Regions from separate parts of the Homo sapiens genome. Here region 2 is linked to region 1. A link is a loop called in an ENCODE intact Hi-C map of the cell type or tissue named here. Cell type or tissue: prostate gland. All regions are shown on one strand. Each heading gives the region's core, and the rest is flanking DNA. Links, peaks and the distances in the headings are about the cores only. Region 1 holds the start of LOC124901026 (a long non-coding RNA gene). Region 2 overlaps NR2F1-AS1 (NR2F1 regulatory antisense RNA 1).

Evidence for each region. A loop is a pair of places that touch in the nucleus more often than their neighbours do. Peaks named below come from ENCODE experiments on the same cell type or tissue, not always from the same donor. Only the 100,000 strongest peaks of a DNase experiment are listed, where the experiment ranks them.
Region 2: it touches region 1 in a loop (2.9-fold over the local background); 5 of 110 quality-filtered maps call a loop at or near these places.

Annotation. Positions count from the first base shown.
Region 1 is chr5:93,570,883-93,579,215 of GRCh38, forward strand. All of the region lies in intron 1 of NR2F1-AS1 (NR2F1 regulatory antisense RNA 1), which reads right to left. LOC124901026 (a long non-coding RNA gene) reads left to right here and starts at 800. Exons shown (of 3, transcript XR_007058871.1): 1 at 800-892; 2 at 1,000-1,130; 3 at 3,853-3,935. In prostate gland, for the core only: no CTCF peak of the experiment used is centred there; no DNase peak of the experiment used is centred there; H3K4me3 peaks cover 2,727 bases; H3K27ac peaks cover 8,000 bases; H3K27me3 peaks cover 1,691 bases.
Region 2 is chr5:93,421,040-93,429,372 of GRCh38, forward strand. The region is part of intron 7 of NR2F1-AS1 (NR2F1 regulatory antisense RNA 1); the gene reads right to left. Among named protein-coding and RNA genes, the nearest start is that of NR2F1-AS1, 160 kb to the right of the region's middle. RefSeq lists a silencer at 464-758. In prostate gland, for the core only: no CTCF peak of the experiment used is centred there; no DNase peak of the experiment used is centred there.

The DNA.
Region 1 (8,333 bases), core at 63-8,062:
GGGTCGGAGTTCGCTAGTCCAGGGAAAGGGGTGGGAGGGGCCCTCGGAGGGGCCCCTACAAGGGATCCCAGTCCGCAGAATTAAAAATTCGTTCGCAAGGGAGCGCCCTTCCGGGGTCAGGGTCGTGAAGAGACACTCGAGAATTAGGGTCCTGGACTGCAGTGGGGCCGGGCCTGGACTTCGGGCAGGTGTTTCCTGGCCGCCCTGGGGCCCTGCAGCACCGAGGGCCGCGCTGATCTCAGGGCTCAGGCGGACGAGGGGCCGCCACAGGCACCTTAGGACCCTGGCGGCCTGAAGGCCTGGGGCCTTCAGGAAAGCCTCGGGCACTCCCAGCGGGGGACCTAGCGCCAGGTCACGATTCCATTCGGGGCGGGGAGCTTCTAAGCAGGAGTTGCTGACCAAGGAAAGAGTCTGGACCCGGGACCTCATCCCTGAGGACCAGACCACGACCTTGGAGCTCAGCTCTCAGTCCTTCCCGGCTAGGGATGCGGAGGGGTCGGGAGCTCGACGGCTAAGCGGCAGGGAATCCTGAGTTCCTAGAGATCTACAGAAAGCAGAAGAACGACACTAGATGAGACTAGACAGTGACGGCGGAAGGACGGAACCACATGGAGACTGACACACTTTGCGAGTTGGGACTCAATTGCATTTCTTTAAGTCCTTGATTCCGAAGTTTCCCCGCCCTCCTATGCAAGAGCGTTTGGGGAAACTAAGTTCCTTAGACTCTTTCATCCTTGTTATGTGAGCTCAGGGAGGAAGGCAGACAATAGCTGCAGCCTAAACACCTGCTATCTCTCAATGCAATAAGATATAGACGGTGATTGGAGTCGTTTCTCTTTTTGCTTCCAGAGGGAGCTCAAACCTGAAGCATCAAGGTTATCTTTTTCCAAAGGTAAAACAAGAGACTTGCAAAACCTGCTAGGGACACCACAGCTCACATCTGGAGGGGGTTCCCCTTTGCAAACGGAAAAGGCAATATGATTTTTTTTTTCATTTTAGGATTTGTGTGAACCTAAGTTCGGTACCTGCGACGAGTAAAAACACTTATTTGACCCTCTAGAGACTCAGCTAGAACTGACTGAGCAAAGGGAAATCGGGCAAAAGAAAGGGAAGGTACTGAGGAGAAAACGGTAAGCGGAGGTCTGGGGTGGGATAGTGCGCAGGGGTTCCTCTGACCGGGCGGCGGGACCCAGCTGCCGCGCAGGTAAATCCCAATACGCCTGGCACTGGGGTTCTGGACAGACTTGGTCTAAATACAGCCACGTGCTCGGGGCTGCTGTGCTCCAGCTGTGCGTTTCGGAGCGGTTTGCGCGCACGCGCACGTACACACACTCACACGGGCGCGTGCCTCTGTCCTGGCGCTGGGGCCTGAGGTTGTCCAAGCAGCGGAACCCCCCTGTTCCCGCCGGCCACTTGATGATGTCGCTCAAACTAGATACGGGGTCTCTCTAGTCAAGGAGGGCGGGCAGACAGAGGCGCCCGGCTTGTGGGTATCCAGCCCCACGTAGGGGAAGGGCTCATAGAGGGGCAGAGCCCAGGGAGAAGCGACATGCCCCCGGCTCCGTGCTCCTCTTCGCCTATCGGCCGGGTCACCTGTCAGCCGGTGCTCTCTCGGCTGGCTCCCCGTCCCTCCTCGCTCCCCGCAGCCACGCAACAACGCGCTGTCAGCCCGAGCTGGGCGCCTTGGCCTCTTTCTGGTGCCCCAGCCCTGCGAGCCAGGGCTCACCCCACACTGACGCTTCCAGGTACAAACACCACCAGCGCCGTTATTCCAGACTCCAGATCCCTGCCTTTTCCCCCCACCGAGCAAAGACAGGCCGGTGTTTGGGGGTGGTTGTTGTTCTTTTAAAAGTATATTAAAGGATCATTGGCGTCTCCCTGTCAAGTCATTACGCCTTTATCCCCATCAATTAACCACACCTCAGAGGGCTGCTATTAAGAGCTCAAATGAGCTGCAAAAGTAGGTATCCCGTTTCAGGCAGATGTTGTTATCTCCCGCTGAGAGGCGCGGCCGGCGGGGCCGGATCCTCCGCTTCCCGCGACTGCCGGAGTCGCGCTGGACTAGGCTGACCGCGCAGGGCGGCGAGGCTGGAAGGGAGGTCTCCGCCCGACAATGCGCAGGTGCCAGAGGAGCCAGGAGGAGTGAGAAGCGCCCTAGACCCGCGGCCTCAAGCGCCATGCACGTCAAGGGGAAGTGACTCCGGAGTTGTGCCAGGAAGAACACCAAGAACGAGCTGTGCGTTTTTGCGCAGAGAAGTAGTCTTCGCAAGACCGCAGCTCCCTGCCGAAGGCCCAGAAAGGGAGTGCGGGGGAGAGGGCAAACTAGTGAGTTTGGCTGGCAGTGCTCCCCCGACACACCCCACTTTCTTTTCCTGCCACTCCAGACTCCTTCCCGGCAGCGGGCCTCCAGAACCCCTTGTTGGTAAAGGCGAGGTGCTGTGGGGATGCAGGATATGGAATTAGGGAATTCGGGACGGAAACGTAGCGTTTAGGACAAAGGGGATTCACTGGGGACTTCCGCGGCCTTTGCCCAGATGCGCCTTTCCACCCTTTCTCACTCCAGTCACTCCCGAGGACTTGGGGCACGACTATCACACGCAACTGGGAGATCCTGGAAGACGGAGGAAAAACGAACAAGGGGACATGGCCCTCACTGCAGTGACAGGGCTTTCCTTCAGTCAGTGGCCACAATAAATTTAACCAAGGCTAAAGGAGATTAATTTCCCAGCATAATCCAATTAAAAGATTTCTAAAGTAATCTTTTGCGAAAATGAAAAGTGCGCGACTAAAGAGGGGACTGGTTTTGATGACAGTGATTTATCGCCTCAGCACAGCACGCACGGGACGCTGTCTCTCCAAGCGATTTGACCAGAGCATCCCGTCCTCGCCTCCTGTCCAAACCTTCCTCTTCCTGAAAGACAGCCATCTATCACGCCAACCTGGGCAGGAGAGAATGTGCAAGGGGCTGGGGCGGCTTACAAGCACCACAGACCTTTTTAAGTGCTATTAGATTTATGGTCTCTTTTTCGACACCCATCCAGAGTAATTAGCACATATGTTCTAAATAGATGATAGTTTTGTGAGCAATAAAGCAATTACCCATCGTTGGAGCTGACAGTTCCTCCAACTAAACTCCAACCAGCAGCTAATTGGAAAAGTCATTTCAGCTCCATTGTCTGCAATTAGTCCTGCTAAACTACTACACCCCAACTAGCTGGTTTGAGTTTAATTTATTCAATGTTGTGTTTGCATGGACAAGCCTTTGCCACGAAGGGACTTGCCTTTTGCCCCTCTAGACTGCGCCCAGGGACTAGAAGAGCAAGTGGGAGTGAGCAGCCGATATCTGGGGGCTGGGATGGCCCCCGGGGGAGGAGGCACCCGACTGGGCCTCAGCTTCAAGGTTAGTTGTCCAGCGGCTGAAAGCCTGCAGAGAAAACCATTGTTTCTCCTGCTAGACAGTAACCGGAGAAAACTGCTCAGTTCATGCTACCAAAACCTTTATTTAAAAAATTAGAAATTGTCACCACAGAGAAAGCGACTGGGTTCTCAACTCACCCCTTGTTCACACATCCAGTCATGACCCTGGGCCACCACATCATCCCTAAGGAATAAACATAGAGTCAGACCGCCAAAACAGAAAAGTTCTGAGCCCTGGGGGAGTGGGGGACAGGTTTCAACTCTGGGAGTGATTCGTGGAAAGAAAAGAAAAGAAAGGTCAGGAAGCCCAGCCTCTGCCTTAGCCACTCTGAGTTTAAAGCCACTTTCCCCTTAAAAGTGGGGTTTCTCTGTGACTTTGTTTGATTTTTTTCCCCTTCCTTTCTTATATTTTTTTTCTTCCTTTCTTTCTAAAAGTTAAGCCCAACAGGTCCAGGATTTGTGCACAGTGAGTGGAAAAAATGTGTTAAACGTCGGTTTGACGCCCCACCGGAGCTTCCAAATATCCAGCGGCTGGGATTCTTCTACTTAATTTAATCTTTATTGGACAGGGCGGCTCCTATGCTCCTATTCACTAGGAAACCCGGGGAAACATATCCGTTGGGGTTCAGAATTGAGGGTGGGAAGGAGAGGAGTTAAAGAGGGATTAATCCTCCCCCACCCAACTTCAAACTTTAGAACTGCAATCGCCTGCAGCCTGGGGGGGTGTCCCCCAAGTCCCAGCCCTGACAGCCCAGGGTCTCTGCGATCTGGAGCCAGAGGAAGAGAGGTTGGCAGGTTGAGATGGGAACTTGTATCCCTAGTAACCAAGTATTCCCTTGATGGAATTTTACATTAAAGTGTCCCAAGCTCTGGGAGCAATGAGAATTTTACTTAGAAGAACATGGGGTGGGGGGAGCATCCTCCTCTTAGGAGGTAAAGCCCAGTGCTTTCAGTCCTAGAAATCCAATGTCCTTTTCTGGATTATCATTCATATTAAATGTCCTGGGAGATGTTTTTCTTTTTGAAGTAAATACTATAACAATGCCTGGAAGACAACTTGGACATTTTAACCAGCATGTGAGACTTCCTAAGATAATTCCTATTTCAAATAAATTATGATAAATTGCTCAGCTTCAAGAATTTGGAGACGTGTCTATAGCATGTAAAACTTTTAAACTGCCTAATGTCAGGCTCTTATTTTCCACTATTTATTGTATTTTAACCAATTTAACTCCAAGCAAAAAGAAAAAATTGTGGGGAGAAATTGAAAGTAAAGGTCTTGTCTTGCCCCATTACCTCCCACCTGTCACACAATCTCCTCCCCCTGAAGAGAAATCCTCCTGTCACTGTGACTTCCAGTTGAAAACAGAAAGGAAATAAGATGACTTCTGGAAAAAGCTGTCCATTGTGTTCTTAATTGTTTGCTTTTTTTTTTCAGTACTTAAATATGCCCAGAGAGTGAGGGCATGAAAAAGCTAAATGAAGAGTCAGCTGAAAGTATCACCTAGACTGCTTGTTAGAGAATTCTAAGGTAGACGTGTGTGCATACTTATGCATGAGGGTAAAATAACCTACCTAATCATCGCCCCCCATGTATGGGAAATATTGACATATATATCCATGAACTGAAAAATCTTTAAGTACATGTGTGCAGAGATTCAGTTCTATGAAAGCTCAGCTAGCTGTCCGCATGCATGTATTCACTTCTGGAGTAAAGGCATTTTTGTTGCTCCCATAGTTTCTTTCCATTAAGAGCGATTAGATGATGTCTATTCAAAGTTGCTGATCCAGAGAGAAAATAAGAGTAGATAAAAGGAGATTTCAAGTGACCTCCTCATCCCTTTCACACCAACCTGAGCCCTAGAATAGCCAAGGATCAACTAACACAAAAGCCCTTTCCTTTCTCTTTTCAGCTTCAGAAGACTTTATGCAGGGGGGTAACAATAAAACATAGAACGATCCCCGAGTTTTGTTAGATCATGCATTCAGAATACTTTATTAACTCCCCCCAAAGATGGGCTAGGTTTATTTTCCACCTTTGAAATGGGTAAATAAAATATATATAGCATAACAAAGGGCATAATTGTTTACTGTTCTATTGCTTATATCAGTGGTGTCCTATGCTTGTGCTTTTTTTTTTTTTTCATTTAAACTTTAGCTAAACCTCCTCTCTCCTCAACGATGGAGGACATTGTAATAAATATATCTTTCCACTGACAGTTTAGAAGGAAATGTTAGGTTTATTATTTAGATCAACGTTCTGATAGGTAAATACAATTGCAACATGACTGGTAACACCAGCAGACCTGCTGGCTTTTTGAGCCAATACTTTTCCACTAGTTTATCTCATAGGCAGTAAAGAAAGTGACATTAAACACTGAAACATATTAGAGCAGTCTTTAGTCAGTGAAATATCCAACTCAGATCTACTTCTGATGGGCTAATCCTGTAGTAGAAGAAATAGGTGCTCTGACAGGTAACTATTAAGGGAAATGATTATGTAGAGCAGTTGATTGTATTCTCAGGGTACTCCAACAACCTTCAGACTCATTTCAAAACTTCAACTTTCATCCAAACCTAATCCATTTTCCCTGGAAAGAATAGCCATGCGGTTTTATTCTTCACTCAAGCTGGGTATTTAAAATAAATAAATTTTATAACATAAAAGTCTTCAATTATTTCCTTTTTTCTTTTTGCATAAATGCATTTAGATAGCTAAGACTTGATTTTTATAAAAAGTAAATATTTGGCTCTAGCTTCACTGGTGTGCTAAGAATGATTGTCACTTTTCCTCCTCTAAAAAGGCTCGATTTGCATCCAAAGGTCAGTGCTTGCTCTCCTGCCGTCCTTCCTCCTGCTGCTTCTCCTGGGCCCTCTAACTGGGGGCCTAGGCCAAAAGGAGAAGTGCTTCCCTTATCTCTCTTTTTCAAAACACGTGCTTTAAATGACCGGTTTGAGATAGAAAACTAAACTAAGGTACAGCACTTATCTCTGAGCATTTCGACCCAAAGGTGACAAAGAAGAAATGCCTGGGCTACCAGAGCGATAGTAAACCCTGGAGTCTGTTGGGTTCATGGTTTGACTATATGTGCACGCTAAGGGTAGGCAGTCCACCAGAAGCCTGACTCCTAACTTGGCCTATCCACCTGGTTTTTTGTTGATAAAGGCAGAACTTTTTACAACTAGGCAGCCACAATATAGGCTGGGTTCAGTCTTGGGGGTAAAGATTTCTGAGATAGGCTGGGGTTTAGTTTGTTTGTTTTGGTTTTGTGTTTTAGTAATCACAAAACATTAGATGGGCATTCCTGCACCTCTCTCCACCCTTTCTTCCAAAAGATCTGTGTGAGACCATTTTAAATACATCTTCAACTATGTCCTTCCTGGCTTTAATCTCATGCCAGGGGAGACTAATTGATTCAGCACCTTTCAAATAAGCTCTTTGGGAAAGGTCTGCAGCAAGATCAGAGGCACTGACCTTTTTCTCAATGATTGCAGGCATGTTCATCTCTCCAGATGGGCTCGATAAAACGGGGTTAGTTCTGTTCTGTGGTCTTGCTAAACAGAATAATACCATTTTTAACGATTTTGAGGTAGGGAAGAGGTATAAAAGAGAATTTCCTACACATATCTGATCATTTGTAGGGTCCCATGGCTCTTGAACTAGATTTAGAAAATGTTTTTACAAGGCCACTTTTGTTCAGTGTGACTTACCAAAAAGCTAAAATGAATGACTTTCGGGAGACCAAGATATCAATATCAAAAAAAGCCCATAGAATTAGTGAAAAATGGTTCAGCCTCGTGGTAAGAAAGATATGGAGGGAGAGGATATGTTAACAGACAGACAGTCCGCTTAGATCCGGATTCTGGGGCCTGGAACGCAAGTCAACCCTGAATGTGCAGCCAAACCGATCTGTGCTTCTCTTCCTCTCTCACCAGATCACAATTTACTGGGTGGCAAGCTGGGAGAGATCAAGCTTTGTCTGGTATGTCTTTTAAAACGTGATTAACGCTGAGCTTGATGCTAGCAGCCCGCAAGGGGTACTATAGGCTTACAGCCTAATTCCTTTCCCCAAGCGGAGCGGTACCTTCTCATCGCCTTTTTGGGGAACTACACTAAAGATCTAGTGTGCACTGAACAGGTCTGTGGGAACCAGGAAGGCAGAGGAAGGAAGGGAGGCTCCCGGGAGCCCAGGCCCCGGCAAGGCCCTTACAGTTCCCAGACCCGCCAAACCGAAAGAGAGACCCTGGAGAGGGCTGAGCCCCTGTGGGCCTGGCTGGAGGCCTCGGGTAGGATGCTGAGGCAAGAGCCACAGCGGTCCGAGTCCAAGAACCACGTCCAGACTCAGCTTAAGGTTCCGAGGTGAAAGGCCTGGCCTAGAAGGGAGGGAGAGAGATCTGAAGAAGAGGGGGTGGGTGAAAGAAACGTGGACACTACAACTGCGTTTTCTGCTCCTGCAGCTGAGCGTGCCTGGACAAGTATGTAGGATTTCCCAATTGGGGGATCTAAGTACTCTCGAAAACTATGATCAGTTTTCTATTAGGTACCCTACCCCACAACAACAGATATCATTATTTCCTGGTTGAGTGTGGGTCGCATTAGGCCCAGGACAAGTGTGCCAATTGGGACCAGTATCAAAAGAGAGCCTTGAAGAAAGAAAGAAAGGGCTTCCCAGGAACTAAGCTGACCTCTCAGTGCCTCTAGGGAAGACATTTTTGCTGGAGGCAGGGCTATGAGCACAAGTGGGGCGCCCTGTGGGTGTGCAACCGCGGTCGGGGAGCACAGGCTTCCGAAGAGAAACTGAGCTCTAAGTGCCACTCAGGCCGGACGAGTTCCAGAGGGGGACAGCGCCCTCCTCGAAAAGCCTTGGTTTCTCCCCGCCCCCTCTTGTGACAGAAAGTTGGCAAGGATGCCCCGT
Region 2 (8,333 bases), core at 327-8,326, 150 kb before region 1:
GCCCTAAGGAATAAAGTTTTTCATAAGAAACTTTGAGTGATTTAAGCTTGACTGGCTCTGTGCAATTTTTCATTGCAATTCTGGCTACCATTCTACCATATGCCCCAAATCACAATGCAGTATAAAGTAAAATCAAACAGACCAAGGATTGGTGGGAAGATTCCTAGTCTACAAGTCTGGCTCCATACTTTTAACTGATGGAGACCGAAATGTCTGCACTGGAAATGTTTCTGTGTTTCCACTGATCTATTTTCATGCCATGGTTTCAACAGCTTCAGAAGTTCCAGTAAGAAAAGGCTTCTTCTGGTAAACAGATTCTTTTGAGTTAAAAAAAAAAAAAAGAGGGAAAAGCTTCGTATTTTTCAACAGTCCCCAAAGTTATATTCTTTATCAGGTTTTAAGGTTATGTTCCAAGTCTCCATTCCTCGGTGTGGTTTAGCTTTACAACCAGCTGCCCCCTCTTCACTAGCAGTTTTTGACGTCATCCAGGCTTTGCAAAATGTGTGCTACAGCCCCTACTCGGGCTTTTCAGCTGCTATGAAAGTTATACTGCATTTGGTTAAGTGTGGAGGCTGGCACCAGGGAGGATCCATGATGGTGATTATCATGCAAATCAGCCTCCTGCAAGTCAAGCTCCTCCGAGGAGGCCTTCCAGCTCTGCTTCCCCCAGGGCCGCTCCATTGTCCCCAGCACAAAGCTAACCATCTTGGCTGCCGACACTGGATGCCGCTGAGATTGGTTCTCCTGACAGAGATTAGTGGGCAGCAATGAATCTTTCACTTGGGGTAGAAATATGATTTTATTTAAGAAAATAACCATACATAATTGGGCTTCTGTCACTTTAAATTTTAATGGTGAAAGTAATATGGAGGCTTCTGGAACCTTAAATTACGGCTTTCAGAAGCTTCACACTGAATCTTTCAATTATTCTCTGTAAGTACTTTCTCAAAGCATGTGCCACCATGACATTGATATCACAATTCAAATCTAAATTCAAAACTGACTGCAAGGCTATGAGCTATGTGCTGGCGTGCATGCTGCCTCATTTTATCTTTGAACATCTGACGAGGCGAATCAAGAGGCACTCTCCCGGAGCCCAGCCAGCTGTTTGCCAAATATTCAAATGCTCTGACATGCAGAAGAGCCTTTCAGATTTCCCCACATCAAAATTAGCAACGACCCCCTATTTTTCCCATTAGCTTCTGGCTCACCTACATCCTTTCACGCAGGCCCGCCTGACTCACTCAGCTAAGTGCTTGCTCTTGCTCACCTCTCGGGTTCCCGACTCCAGCAATTGGATCTGGTGTGTGCTGCAGAATGGCAGCCAGTTCAGACAAAACCATGGGGGAGAGTTTTCAAGTCAGTGTTTCCTTGAAGTGGATCTGAAAGAGTGGCTGAGCTGATATTTGCAGTAGTAGGAAGGCAGAGAGCAAAGACAGCATGCAGGTTTTACTTACAATACATTCATTAGGCTGGAGCAAAAAATGGAATTGGAAAGACAATAGCCAGGGGAAAGTGAAAAGGCTTTCCTTTTCCTTTTATTTTGGTGTTAACTTCCTTGTTATATATCCATTTTATCATTTTTAATATTTTTATCTTCATATTAAAACAAGTGGAAAGGAATCTTTTTCATAGGTCTAGCTTTAGACTGCTTCAACTATTTTTAAATGTGTCCCCTACCTCAGTAAACACAGCACCACATTTACAACTGTAAATAACTAATCCAGTTGCACATTGGTTAATCTACAATGAAAAACAACCCTTCTTTCACATTTCAAAGGTCCTGGAACAATTTTCCTCAGCTGGATGACTTAGAACAGAGGCTGTGGACAGCACCTGGGGAGTTTAGAATGGGAAAGGGACTAAGGTGCCAAGTGGTGAAGACAACAGCCCCTACCCCAGCGGCTGGCAAAATTTCCTGAAGCTGGACATCAAAACCCGGGCCAGCTGGGTGAGGGGTTCCTTCATTCCTTCCGGAAAAGCTGGGTCTTTACTTGCTCATTTCCTATGATGTGTTTATACTTGGACAGAAGGGGCACAGCAGGAATGCTTTCAGGGCACATTTAGGGGGAAGCCACTCTCACAGGAATCATGAATGCCAGATGTCAAACAAACCTGTGCTGCTGAGAATTCTCTGAGCAGGATGCAAGGGGCACCACATCACGTCTGAGGAAACTGCTGTCCTGATCCGGGGCCTCTCCTTAGCTACAGGCAAAGGCAGGTAGAAATCCTTTCATTTTAATAATAATAAAAAAGGAAGCTGCTAGTGTGAGCATAAAATTACCTAAGAACTAGATAGGCTGATGGCATTCCAGTTCTGCCAGTAAAGTCTATTCATTCTCTCAATTCAAATCAGCATAAGGCAAGTAACTTGCCTCTGGGAACCATGGGTGGCAGAGGCAGGAGGCCCACACGTGGAATGGCCATAAAACAGACATCAGTCAACAGCCTTACCCCAGCATTATTTCCTGAATACAGACTCAAACATTGCTTTGCACTGAGATCAGGATTATGGTGCCCAAGTAGGCACTCTTGTAAGTCACTGACCATGGACAGAGAAAATTTTAAAAATCCATATTGATTTCCAAGTCCAAAGTAGTACAATTACAAATCTTGTCTAACTTTAACACCGACGGCTTATGGAGTGTTTCAAATACAAAACAGTTCTACATAAATCATTCACTCAAACATTTACCGTGCTCCTATTATATGCCAAGTACTATACTTTCATGAGTCAGCATTGGTTAAATAATAATCTTAATACTACTAGATTTCTCTGCAAAATTTAGCACTGTGGCTCACCCCTCCATCTTAAAGGCCTTCACTTCTGTAAAATTATCGTCTCTTAGGAAGGTCTGCCTCTCAGACTACTCTGTCTTTACTAATTCCTCTTCCATGGTCCTCATTTCATTAAACCCACAAGGATTGAGGAGCAGTATAGCAAAATCACCTGGGGGACATATTTTTCACACTGCACAGATCCCCTCCACTCCCATTTGAGAATCATTACATATGTGAACCCCTCACTATTGCTAGCTGGAGTAAGTTATTTCTCTTAAGAGTCTGGGGATGAAAAAAACAAAAGCTGAAGATCTCTGTACCAAATACTTTCTCTAGATGATATCATCTACTCTCATGACTTCAACTACATGCCAACTACACACTGATGACTTCAAAAATAATAAAGCCCAGACCCACGTCCAAATGCCTAGCACACCTGTTTTCAAATGACCTACCATCACAAACTCTACAAGTACATTATATTATATTTTCTAATATATATAATTTTATAATTTATATCAAATTAAATCATAAATTATATAATTTATATTTTTCTCTCCTTTTTCTTAATAGTATTAGTATTTACTATATGATCAAGGTAACTAGCCATATTTATACTCCTTCTTCTCCTTCACACTTCCCATTCTCACCCCACATAGATCAAATCTGTCACCAGGTCCTTTCTCTTCTTCCTCAAGAACACATTTCAAGTGTATCTACCTACCATTTACTATATCCCACTTGGACCTCTGCATTAGCCTCCTCAATCCTCCCTACCACCAGCCTCTGCACTTCAGACTATTCTCCACATGCTTCTGATTCCTACTGATTAAAGCAGGAAATCCTTGAATGCATTCCTCATAATATACAAGATGATTTCTGATAGCAAACAGACCAACTTCTTAAATATTCATATTTTAATAGGTTTCAAAAAACAGAATTAACACATCAAACTGGGTGTCAAGTTAAAAGTTTGCTTTAAAAATAAATTTCAGTATAAAACTCGGGCAATTTAAAGAAAAATTAATCTATTCAGGTAGTGTGAGATGTTTTAAAAAAGATAAAAGCAGTACATGAATCAATGATGTTGGGAAGCTTGGTACTAGAAAGTAGGTCTAAACTCCTTAATATGGTATCAGATATCTTAAACTCCTTAACATTCTCTCCATTTTTAGCTTCTCCCTCTCCTACATTTCCTGTACGCTACATATAAATTCTGTGTATCAGCTTTGCTGAAAAACAAAACACCCTAAATTTACTAGCTAAAACAACATTTTATTTAGTTCATACGTCTGTGAATGGGCTGGGCAGTTAGTTCCGTCCGAGCTGACACCCCAGAGAGATCAGGGGAAATCTGGGCTGACAAATGATTTCCCCTGGACACTCCCATGTGTTTGTGATCAAATGGTGGATCAGCTGGTAGTAGATGATCTCACTCGCATGTTTAGCAGTTCGATGACTGCTGGCAAGAGCCTCGGTTCTTTTCTGGGTGACCACTCATCCTGCAGCACAATAACCTGGGCTCATTGACAATACAGTCACAGGGTTCCAAGTGCAGAAGCCCCAGTGCATGAGTCTCTGCACTGTTTGCTAATATCCACTGGTCAAAGCAAGTCATATGATCAACCTAGATTCAGTAGAGAAAGAGAGACTCCACCTCTTAATGGATGGATCTGCAATGTCACTTTGCCAGGAGTTAGAAGCAGGAAAGGGAAATTGGTGACTGTTTTTACAATCAACCAACTCTTACCATCCATCAAATATGCCAGGCATATTCACACACATGCTCATGCTGTTCCCATCACTTAAAACGAACTCTCAACTTCCTCCTGTCCTTCTGGGAAATTCTTATTGCTTGTCCTTCAAGGCTCTGATCAAATATAGCATTCCCTGACACCTTCCCTCAAGGCATAATTAATTATTCCCTCATACGTTCCCATGATCCCTTGCATTGCCTCTATTATATCATTCAGTGAATTGTATTATAGTTATTTATAATGTCTTATAAAGTCTCTCTCCTTAAATAGACTGTCTTTGTACCACCAGCATCTAGCACAATGTCTGGCAAAGAACAGGCATTCAATAAACGTTCAATAAATTAAATTAAATTTAAAACAAAGATTAAAGTCTCCCTGGGATATGCCTACATTAAAAAAGATTTAAGGTACAAATACAAAACTGGCCTCATGAGTTAGCAGAACTAATTAGATCCATCTCACCTAATTTTTTTTTTTTTTAAGATAGAGTCTCACTCTGTCACTCTGTCACCCAGGCTGGAGTGCAGTGGTGCCATCTTGGCTCACTGCAACCTCTGTCTCCCAGGTTCAAGGTATTCTTGTGCCTCAGCCTCCTGAGTAGCTGGGATTACAGGCACAAACCACCATGCCCAGCTAATTTTTGTATTTTTAGTAGACATGGGGTTTCACCATGTTGGCCAGGCTGGTCTCAAACTCCTGATCTCAAGTGACCCTTCCACCTTGACCTCCCAAAGTGCTGGAATTACAGGCATCAGCCACCATGCCCGGCCCACCTCATCTCATTTGAAGGGCACCAGGCAGGGCAATGCTCCTTGCCAAAAGCATTTTTTCCTGTGGGACTGGCACAAAGCCTGAACTTCTAGCATAATTTATTCAAGGTCTGAACATGTTTTGATGTAATACAAACAACATAGGCTCTGGAGTCAAAAATACTACTAGGACTCAAAACCTAACTACCTGTGTGATACTGACAATTCATTTTGTGCATATCTCTGCACTACTTTTTTCATCCATACAATTATCTGTGTTGCAGTAACACATGTAAAGCAGCTAGCACAGTACCTGCCATACACCCAACACTCATATCAAATCACAAAGTCTCCTGTTTAAAAAGCAAATGCCCCTGGCAGGGGGTAACCACAAGCCCTTTTTATTGCCATCTGAGAAGAGTGGGAAAAAGGTAAAAGGAAGAAGAGTGGGAAAGTAAAGAGTGGCAGATAAACAACTTCGCAGTTTTACTGAGAGCTGGGCTTGTGGCTAGTGATGAAAGTTACATCAGTTTTTAGAGATCCAACCAAGTAATAAAAGTTCCCCCCCTCCCGCCAAGGCATATAATGACCATTTCTGGTAGTACAGGACTTGGGAACTGCATAATTTAGGACTTTGGGACTTGCATAATTTTTCTGGGCATCGATATGGAATCACCATTTATAAGTATACCTAGACAAGACTACTGAAGAGTTAGTTAAGGAAGAAACAGTTATTTAAATGTTACTCTGATCTTTTTCATGTATAATCTCTTGCCCTTGTCCTTCATTTAAAAGGGGCAACTGTAATGGTAGTAAACAAATTTCCTCCTTACCTAAGGATACAATTTTTTTAAGTGAAAAAAATTTAAAGAACACTACAAAACACACAATTATAAACTTTATATCGCTTCTAAAGGAAATATTGCCATTGAAATCAAAATAAAATGAGTTTTAGACACACTTATATCCTGTTTCAAAGTAAAGCCAAGTTTTAATAAAATGTTTAATTTTCCAAAATCCAAGCAAGAACTCCTATGAGAAGTCCCTACAGTTGTCCCTCCTGAGGCTGTTCTCACATCTCAGTGACAACCCTGAAACACTTCTGCACTTCGGGAGCACTAAACCAATCTACTTTTGTTGACATCTAACCCTGTAAATGAAACTCCACTGTTACCCATGATCTTTCACCCCAGCTACATTGTAAACTTCCTGTTACCCAAGATTCTGTTTTCTGTATTTTCCTAGTCCACCTGTCCCTACTCTCAGCACCCAGATTTGTACTCAATAATTGTTAATTCATGGCTGACAAGGAAATGTATAAATACCACTTGCTGACAGTAAATTCTTTGGTCTGTTCAAGTTCAGACCAAGACCTCTAGAGATCCTAAAGACTGAAATGACTATGGTGCCCCACATTCACATGTAAATTAAAAAAATACTAAACCATAAAGGACAAAATGTACACGTATGTTTTTAAATTAAAATAGTTTCTGATGGCAAAATTCTAGGTAAGTTCATCAAAGGCTGAACTCTTCTTCATTCTTTTCCCTCCCCATTATGAGAGCATACATGTGTATGTGAAAGAGAGAGAAAGAGAGAGAGAGAGAGGTGAGGGGAGAGGGAGCGAGGGAGGATGAATCTGTCTGTGACTTCCAGCACTGTCTGCTATAGGGTAGTCCAATTCTGGGTCCACTTCATAAACTATATCAAAATGCTAAATATAGTTATGGATGCTATACAGTATAGAATGAGCAATCAAATAATTGCCTAAATCCATATTCATATTTGCTGTTCTCTTGTTAAGTATCCAAATTCTATTTCAGGTTTGTAGTAAGAGAGCTTAACATAATATAAATAGAAGCAATGTAATATATTATTTCACCTGCTCTTACAATTGTATTGTGGTTGTGTGTGGAAAAGGAGGTACAGCAAATGATTGTCAGCAAATCACTCACAAAAATGTGAGAACTTCAAGTTCTTTGCACTTTATTTCATTAGACACCAATATTTGATAAAAGCAACAAGCACCAAATTATATTAATATAAACCTTCCATAAATAATGTTCACAGCAGTCACAAAGTTTAAAATACAGATGCTAATTACAGTGCCAAATCAAAACTACAATATTTCAATTAAAACTATTTTCACTTGTAATGTGATTATCTTATTCATAGTAACAGGTATTAATATTTCTATTAAACCTGAATAGGTTGTGCTTAGCCATAATTGTTCCAATGGATCTGTTTCCAGTTTTGTATTTTAAAATCCAAGTGTATTCCATAGAGTTAAATAGTTTATTCTGATGTACCCAGGTAGACTTTTGTCTTATAATAGAAAATGTTTGGATATCTAGGGAAATGGCATCAGAAAAATCAGGAAATGCTTGTGATTGTACAGGTACTTCACTTCTGATTATATAAGTACTTTAAAAACAGTAAAAATTTTAAACCCTATACTTGCATTGAAGTACAGCTAGAATGCAAATTTAGTAATAAAACTGAATAATTTAGTAGCTTGTTTTGTGATCAGATCTGATTGGTACTCTCTAAGACGTATCCAATTTTTAAAAATTCTCTCTGTGGCTTTGAACTGGGGTGGATGCATATTATGTCCATTAAATTGGAAGCCAAGGGTTACTTGAACAAATAATATTATGGCTTTGTAGAATGACTAATGGTCTTTGCAAAGGCCCAGACTGGCTTCATCTTTCTTAAGATTTTATCACTGATTTGTTCTTAGTCATGTGCAGTCACTAAAGGCAGCAGAGGCAACAAGTGTTTGATGTATGATACTTGAGCCACTTTTGTCAGAGCTGCATTTATTTTTATGCTATACTCATTCTTGGTACTCTTATATGTATGTGGTTCTTTTACTTTATTTTTTTTCTTGTTTCCAGTGATGGGTCAAACAGATACAGCAATTATAATAACACTAACCTCTAAAACTCTACGAAATAACAAATATCTACTTCCTTGCAAGGGATGACTTTACATTGCAGATTAAATAAATGACCACAGAAGCAAGCATCCTAATATAAGAGTTTAA